Regions from separate parts of the Homo sapiens genome. Here region 2 is linked to region 1. Evidence: read pairs that join two places in POLR2A ChIA-PET (ENCODE). Cell type or tissue: PC-9. All regions are shown on one strand. Each heading gives the region's core, and the rest is flanking DNA. Links, peaks and the distances in the headings are about the cores only.

What was found. ChIA-PET counts read pairs that join two places held together with the same protein. Peaks named below come from ENCODE experiments on the same cell type or tissue, not always from the same donor. Only the 100,000 strongest peaks of a DNase experiment are listed, where the experiment ranks them.
Region 2: POLR2A ChIA-PET joins it to region 1 with 17 read pairs; 3 of 35 experiments call an interaction of 5 or more read pairs at or near these places.

The regions. Positions count from the first base shown.
Region 1 is chr20:35,716,051-35,718,550 of GRCh38, forward strand. RBM39 (RNA binding motif protein 39) reads right to left here. Exons shown (of 17, transcript NM_184234.3): 10 at 690-755. LOC124904980 (small nucleolar RNA U13) reads left to right here and starts at 421; the gene lies at 421-520. In PC-9, for the core only: no CTCF peak of the experiment used is centred there; no DNase peak of the experiment used is centred there; H3K27ac peaks cover 501 bases.
Region 2 is chr20:36,142,252-36,147,339 of GRCh38, forward strand. EPB41L1-AS1 (EPB41L1 antisense RNA 1) reads right to left here. Exons shown (of 4, transcript NR_147703.1): 4 at 5,030-5,088. It also overlaps a transcript of EPB41L1 not described here. Among named protein-coding and RNA genes, the nearest start is that of EPB41L1, 9.9 kb to the right of the region's middle. RefSeq lists a silencer at 964-1,013. In PC-9, for the core only: no CTCF peak of the experiment used is centred there; no DNase peak of the experiment used is centred there.

The sequences.
Region 1 (2,500 bases), core at 1-2,500:
TATATTTATTTATTTATAGTTTTATTTTTTTTCAAGGCAGAGTCTTACTCTGTTGCCCAGGCTGGAGCACTGCAGCGCAATAGCACAATCTTGGCTCACTGCAATCTCCATATCCTGGGTTCAAGCAATTCTCCTGCCTCAGCCTCACAAGTAGGTGGGATTACAGTTGAGCACCACCATGCTTGGCTAATTTTTGTATTTTTACTAGAGACGGGGTTTCGCCATGTTGGCCAGGCTGGTCTCAAACTCCTAATCTCAGGTGATCCACCCGCCTCGGCCTCCCAAAGTGCTGGGATTACAGGCATAAGCCACCGCGCCCGGCCACAAAAACTAATTTAAAGCACTTGAAAATATTAAACATGCCACCTTCCCCACCATTATTAACTATTATTGTACTTCTACTATGCAACTTGGATCAAAAAATTTTAGGAGTACCTAAGTGTGATGATTTGGTTTTCACATTCATGTGTGAGCTGTGCCTGCCTTTTGTTACAAGGGCATATTACCCTTTGTTGTGAAAAAAACTTTTTTGATCGGACACAGAGGCTCAGTCCTGTAATCCCAGCAGTTTGGAAGGCTAAGGTGGGACATCATTTAAGGCCAGGAGCTAGAGACTAATCTGAGCAACACAGCAAATGTAGTTTAAAAAAAAAAAAACCCTAAGTAATATAATTATGGTAATTACTTACTGTAATAAATCCATATCCCTTGGATCGACCAGTTTCACTGTCCATCATCAGCTGGATACTTTCAATCTATAATTGAAAAGCATAATTACTATAACTTAAAAGCAGAGTACAAAACTACTTTCTTCCCTGAGACATGGTTTTAAAAATCTACCAGTCTCCTCATCCTCCAAAATAGAAGACTTATCACAAAACCTCATCACCAAGAAGTCTTTTTTAAGTCTAGAAACTATAATTTTATATGTAAAATGAAAAAAATTAGGCTGGGCGTGGTGGTCGGCGCCTGTAATCCCAGCATTTTGGGAGGTTGAGGGAGGCGGATCACCTGAGGTCAGGAGTTTGGGACCAGCCTGGCCAACATGACGAAATCAGGTCTCCACCAAAAATACAAAAATTGTCTGGGCTTGGTGGCGCATGCCTGTACGCCCAGCTACTTGGAATGCTGAAGCAGAAGAATTGCTTGAACCCGGGAGGCAGAGGTTGCAATGACCCCAGAGCACGCCACTGTACTCCAGCCTGGACAACAGAGCGAGACTTGGTCTCAAAAAACAAAACAAAAACAAAAAAAAAAAACAAACTCTAGAAACTTCCCAAGCGAGAAATTATGCACTGGGGAGCAGAGGGGAGAAAAAAAAACTATGATTGTAACCTAAGATTAATTTTTATATCAATACTAAACCACTGAAAACCAGAAATCCTTCGTAAATTACCAATAGAAGGTAGAAACAAAATCAACGTTTCCTTCCCATTGTGCTAAAAACACCAAGCAGTAATTTCCAATTATACCAGACAGAATCGTAAAAATGGAATGAATTTGGCAATATACAATGAATTTGGCAATAACTGCACAATTCTGTGAATTGTACTAACTAAAAACCATTGAGTTTACGTTCAATCAGTGAACTGTAACACAATCTCCTGATTTAGCTGTCCATTTAAAAAAAGGTATGAAAAATTAAAACAGAGCATCCAGCCAGGTGGGTTGGCTCAGGTCTGTAATCCGAGCACTTTGGGAGGCAGGAGGATCGCATGTTAAGGAGGTGGACGCTACACAGTGAGCTTGCATCATGCTGTTGCACTCCAGCCTCAGTCACAGAGGGAGACTCTGTCTCAAACAAGAAAGGAACTTTTTTTTTTTTTGAGACGGAGTCTCGCTCTGTGGCGCAGGCTGGAGTGCAGTGGTGTGATCTTGGCTCACTGCGAGCTCTGCCTCCCGGGTTCACACCATTCTCCTGCCTCAGCCTCCCAAGTAGCTGGGACTACAGGCACCCACCACCACGCCCAGCTAAATTTTTTGTATTTTTAGTATAGACGGGGTTTCACCGAGTTTGCCAGGATGGTCTTGATCTCCTGACCTCGTGATCCACCCGCCTCGGCCTCCCAAAGTGCTGGGATTACAGGCATGAGCCACTGCGCCCAGCCCAAGGAACGAACTTTTAATGTTAAGTATATTTTACCAAAATTTTAAAAAAGAAACAAAGTTTATTTGCTAGTATTTGCTAAGCCACAGAAAGTCTATGGAAGGATATAAAAAACAAAACAAAACAAAAAAAAAACGGGTAAGGGCTGCCTCTAGAAAAGGAGTAGTCGTGGATGAAGTGGGACTATGATAGGGATAAGATATTCTAGGAGCATTAGCTAGCAAAAAGTAAACAATATAAACATTTAGGCTGGGCTCGGTGGCTCCCACCTGTAGGTGTGAGCTGACATGGGCAGACTATCTGAGCTCAGGAGTTCGAGACCAGCCTGGGCACCACGGTGAAACCCTGTCTCTACTAAAACACAAAAAAGTAGGTTGGGCTCCGTGACTCATG
Region 2 (5,088 bases), core at 1,260-3,759, 430 kb after region 1:
CATTATTTTGTGTGGCTGCGTAGTATTTCAGCATATGTATGTATCACTATTTTTATAACGTAGCCACTATTATTGGACATATATATTAACTCCAATGCTCTACTTTACTCCTGTATACAGTGCTTAGACAAATGTTCTTATAGCCACATCTTTGTGTCATTCATTGTTCCCTAAGGATCCATTCCTAAAAAAGGAATTTCTGCGTTAAACGGTATGCACACTTTTAAGGCTTATCATGTACTTTTTCAACGATGAAAGATGAAACCAGTTGATAGCTGCATTGACACTGTCTGAATCTGCCCAATTTATTGGCGGCTCATTATCTTAATAACCCGGCAGCGGTAGCTTAGTGGGTGGGAGGCTCACTTGCACGGATTGGGCGGAGGGAGGCATCAATAGCCACTCTAAAAGGACTTTGCAAAGAGAGGCCCCTGGGTGGCCTGATGGGGCTGGGTTGGACTGTGTTGAAGGGGCTTACCTGCCCGGGCTGTGCTGTGCTGTGCTGTGTTGGCCCGACTGTATTGGTTATGGGAGGCTGTGCTGGGCAGTTGGGCTGGGTTGGCTGCACTGGCTCAGGCCTGGCAGTCTTGTCCCTGGTGTGATCCTGGGCTCAGCCTGGTGTGATCAGCGTAGTCACCAATCCAAGACATTCATTCTAGAAGCTGGCATGGCCTCCGTGGCCATGCTGACAGACTTGTCCATTCACGTAGTGGAGAGTGATTCATCAGAGCTGGTGGTGGCAGCAGTAACTCTGACAGAGTGGAACTGCTCTCACCATCCTGTCACTTGGCCTCTAAAAATAACTCCTGCCGGTTCCGAGTGACCGCACCGCCAGGTGTCTGGAGGTGCAGTCCTGTGGTTGTGGCTATGTGAGGGAGGGTGTGTTTGTGTGTGTGTGTGTGTGTGTGTGTGTGTGTGTGTGTGTGTGTGTTGGGGATAGAGGTGCCATCTGGGGGCCTCTTGATTGGTTGACCTCTGAGCCAGGGCTTTGGGGTGGGAGTATGAGAGGCAGACCAGGCTCGCTCTTTTCTACCCTCTCATAGCTGGGGACAGAGACAGCTAGTGGGGGTAGCAGTATTTTTCAGGACTGTGTGCTCACTCCCTGCTGAAAAAGGGCAGAGAGAGTGGAATGGAGAGGGTGACTTCAGAGGCAATATGACAAGGGTGAGGCAGGCTCTGGGGAAGCACAGCATTTAGCCAATCAACATCTATGTCCCACAAAAGCCCACATAAAAGCTCATCGTCTTAGTGAAGTCTTTAATGTAGGGTTCCTTTAAATTAGATACAAAATACAAAATACACACATATACAGCTAATTTCTTATCGTGGCTGATTAGAGATCATCTAGCCCAAGTCTTAACCAAGGGGATTATCTATCTATCACTCAGGGGGTGATCTATGCATGGGCTTCATGAGCTCTCTTGATACCTGAAAGATGATAAAGGTAGGTATGTGTGTGTGTGAGTGTGACTTTGTGTGTGTGTATGTGTGTGCAGGTGCATACCCATGTACATTTTTCTAGGAGAAGCTCTGCAGTTTTCATTGCATTTTCAAAGGAAATCAGGACCGATAAAAGGTTTTCTTTTTCTTTTTCTTTTTTTTTCTTTTTTCTTTTTTTTGAGACAGTGTCTCGCTCTGTTGCCCAGGCTGGAGTGCAGTGGCGCGATTTTGGCTCACTGCAACCTCTGCCTCCCGGGTTCAAGTGATTCTCCTGCCTCAGCCTCCCAAGTAGCTGGGACTACAGGCGCACGCCACCATCCCTGGCTAATTTTTGTATTTTTAGTAGAGATGGGGTTTCACCATGTTGGCCAGGCTAGTCTCAAACTCCTGACCTCAGGTGATCTGCCCGCCTCGGCCTCCCAGAGTGTAAGAATTACAGGCGTCAGCCACTGCGCCCAGCCCCCTAAAAGGTTTAGAACTGCGCTAGTCCAACCCCCTCATATTACAGGTAAGGAAATTGAATTCAGAGAGGAAAATGACTGCCCAAGATCTCACAGCAAAGGTCAAATCAAGGTTTCTTGATGCCCAGCCCAGCGCCCTCTGCCACACAGGACGCCACCCTCCCCTGCCTGGTTCCTTGAGCCAGGGTCTAGCTACCTACAGTAGGCAGGATCACAGTACCATTTTCCATACCCTCTTGGCTGGCATGGATCCAACTGAACAGGCTTGAGGCTTTCAATCACAGTGGGCAGCTGAGCCCTCACCTCCAGACCTTCCCACTCCCAGGGGAAAACCCATGGGGCATCTCCTGACTCATTCCTTTAGAGGGCATCTTTGCCCAGGACAGTTAAATCTGTCTGTTGACATTCTTATCCTGGTGGGACACTCTCTGATACAGGAAGTGCCTCTGCCTTGTGGGAAAGGAACTGACCCTCGGGTCCTGGAGGACAGGAAATAGAATGGCTGAGTGGGCCTGGGAATATTATATGATGGAAAGGCAGGAGGTCATAGCTAGTGGCAAGAGACAGATGCTGTCTCATTGTATATGGGAGGAATTAAACTGCCATAGGAGTGAATAATAGGACTGATAAGTAACATTTATTGAATACTTACTATAAGTTAGACACTCTTCTAAGATATTTACATGTATTAGCTCCATTAATCCTTATAATAACTCCATATGGTTATTATAAGGAAACTGAGGCACAAATAGATTAAGCACATCTAGGAAACAACTGAGCCAGGATATGAAGTCAGGTCCTCTGACTCCAGAGTATACATCACTCTGGAGCCAAAGTGTAGGCTCCTAGCCTCTATGCTGGCAGACCTGAAACTCCAGTGTGCGTTAGAATCACAGGAGGGCTGATGAAAGCACTGTTGCTGTTCCAAACCTCCTAGTTTCTGACTCAGTAGGTCTGTGTGGGGCCTGAGGATTTGTGTACTTAAGAGTTCCCAGATAAGGCTGGGTGCGGTGGATCACGAGGTCAGGAGTTCAAGACCAGCCTGGACAAGATGATGAAACCCCCGTCTCTACTAAAAATACAAAAAAATTAGCCGGTTGTGGTGGTGGGTGCCTGTAATCCCAGCTACTTGGGAGGCTGAGGCGGAGAATTGCTTGAACCTGGGAGGTGAAGGTTGCAGTGAGCTGAGATTGCGATCACACCACTGCACTCCAGCCTGGGCGACAGAGGGAGACTCCATCTCAAAAAAAAAAAAAAAAAAAGAGTTCCCAGATATTGCTGGTGTTCCAGGGACCACACTTTAGAATCATCCCTGTTTCCTGATAGGAAGAGATGAACAGAGGGAAAAGAAGTGGTGACTGATCTCACCTGGATTATTGCAATGTCCCACTGTGGTTCCAGGCTTCTCCTTCACTCCGGTCACTGAGTCTTCACCAGGAGCAAATTAATTTTCCTAAAGCCCAGCTCTAATTATGCCTCTGCTCAAAGCTCTCTGGATCCTCTGACACTATCCACCATTGCTGTCCACTAGAAATGTCTGTAGTGATGAAATGTTCTACATCTGCACCGTCCAGTATGGTAACCACTAACCACATGTGGCTATGAGTTTTACATTTTGTTCCATTAAATTTAAATTTAAATAATCACATTTGGCCAGTTGCTAGACAGTGCAGTGCACTTGGTTTGTCATTCAAGGCTCTGCTTGGCACCAGCTCCTTTCTATCTCCTCAGGGATAGCCTCAACCCTCAGTATCCCAGGCTCCAGGTCATATGCAGCGTTTCCTGATTCTACCTTGTAATTCCCAGCACTATGGCTTGTGTTATGCTCTCTCCTCAGTCTACATTGTCCTTCTGCCCTGCCTTTAATGCCCAACCCACATATGACCTCTTCCTCGAAACCTCCTTTGACACCTGCTGCTCTCTAATCTTTTTCTCCTCTGAACTCCCCAACACTCTGTCCTCTTCTTACAACCTTTAGTGCTTTCTGTTTTACATTGCAGTTGGCTGGTGTGGGTACTTTCTCTTACTAAACTGTGAGCTTTTGGAGGATGTGACTGTTTTCTGTAGAGAGCTCTTGCTTCCTACTGTAGGTCCCTCCAGGTACACAGAGGAGTTCGACAAATCCCACAAACCTTTGTACTGGCACACTGGGGATACAGAGATCGGTACCATAACTTCCCTGTCCTCAAGCTGCTCACAGGCTTCTACGAGAGTCTGATTCATGCCCAGAGAACCACTGAAGCCAATGGTTATTTTAGGCAGGGAGATAAAAGCCACAGAGGGCCCAGTTGGCGAGGGGAGTCCGGCAGGAGCTGCCTAAGCAGAAGGCTGTGTTTACATACACAGACGACTTCTCTGCCCAGCCTGGCCTAGTGTGGGGAGATGGGAACATTCAGGCGTCACTGCCTGGCTGCCTTGTGAAGTTGCGGATTAACCAGTGATGCAGCGGCTGGTCTAGCCGTCTGGTCCCTGCAGATGGATGGATGAAGAGAGGACTGAAAAGACAGCAGAGCAGTGCCAGCTTCTGGAAGTGAAGTGCTGGCTGGGTGGAGTGGGCACCTGGGCTGGGAATGTGAGTGCAAGGAAATGTTTGTGATCTGACAGCAGACAGCAGGTGAAATTCTGCTGGGTCTGGCTTGGGGGGTTATGAGGTCTTCATAACAGTCCCTGTTTTAAATGGAAAAACTGTTGAAAAGAAAAAAAAAAAAAGGAGGTCAGGTGCAGTGGGTCATGCCTGTTATCCCAGCACTGTGGGAGGCCAAGGTGAGTAGAACACTTGAGCTCAGGAGTTTGAGACCAGCCTAGGCAACATGGCAAAACCCTATCTCTACAAAAAATATAAAAATTAGCAGTGCATGGTGGTGTACACCTGTAGTCCCAGCTACTTAGGGGGCTGAGGTAGGAGGATTACCTCAGCCCGGGGAAGTTGAGGCTGCAGTGAACCATGATCACACCACTGCACTCCAGCATGGGCGACAGAGTGAGACCCTGTCTCAAAACAATAATAACAGCAACAACAAAACAGAGGAAAAAAAGATAGAAACAGCTTTCTGGCTTTAGACTCTAATCCTAAGAGTATTTTACATCCTGAAAATCTCTAGCATATATTCATCTCTGGGACAAAAACATTAAAAAAAGGAAACTTTATTGATGTTATAACATAAACACAGAAAAGTGCACAGATCAT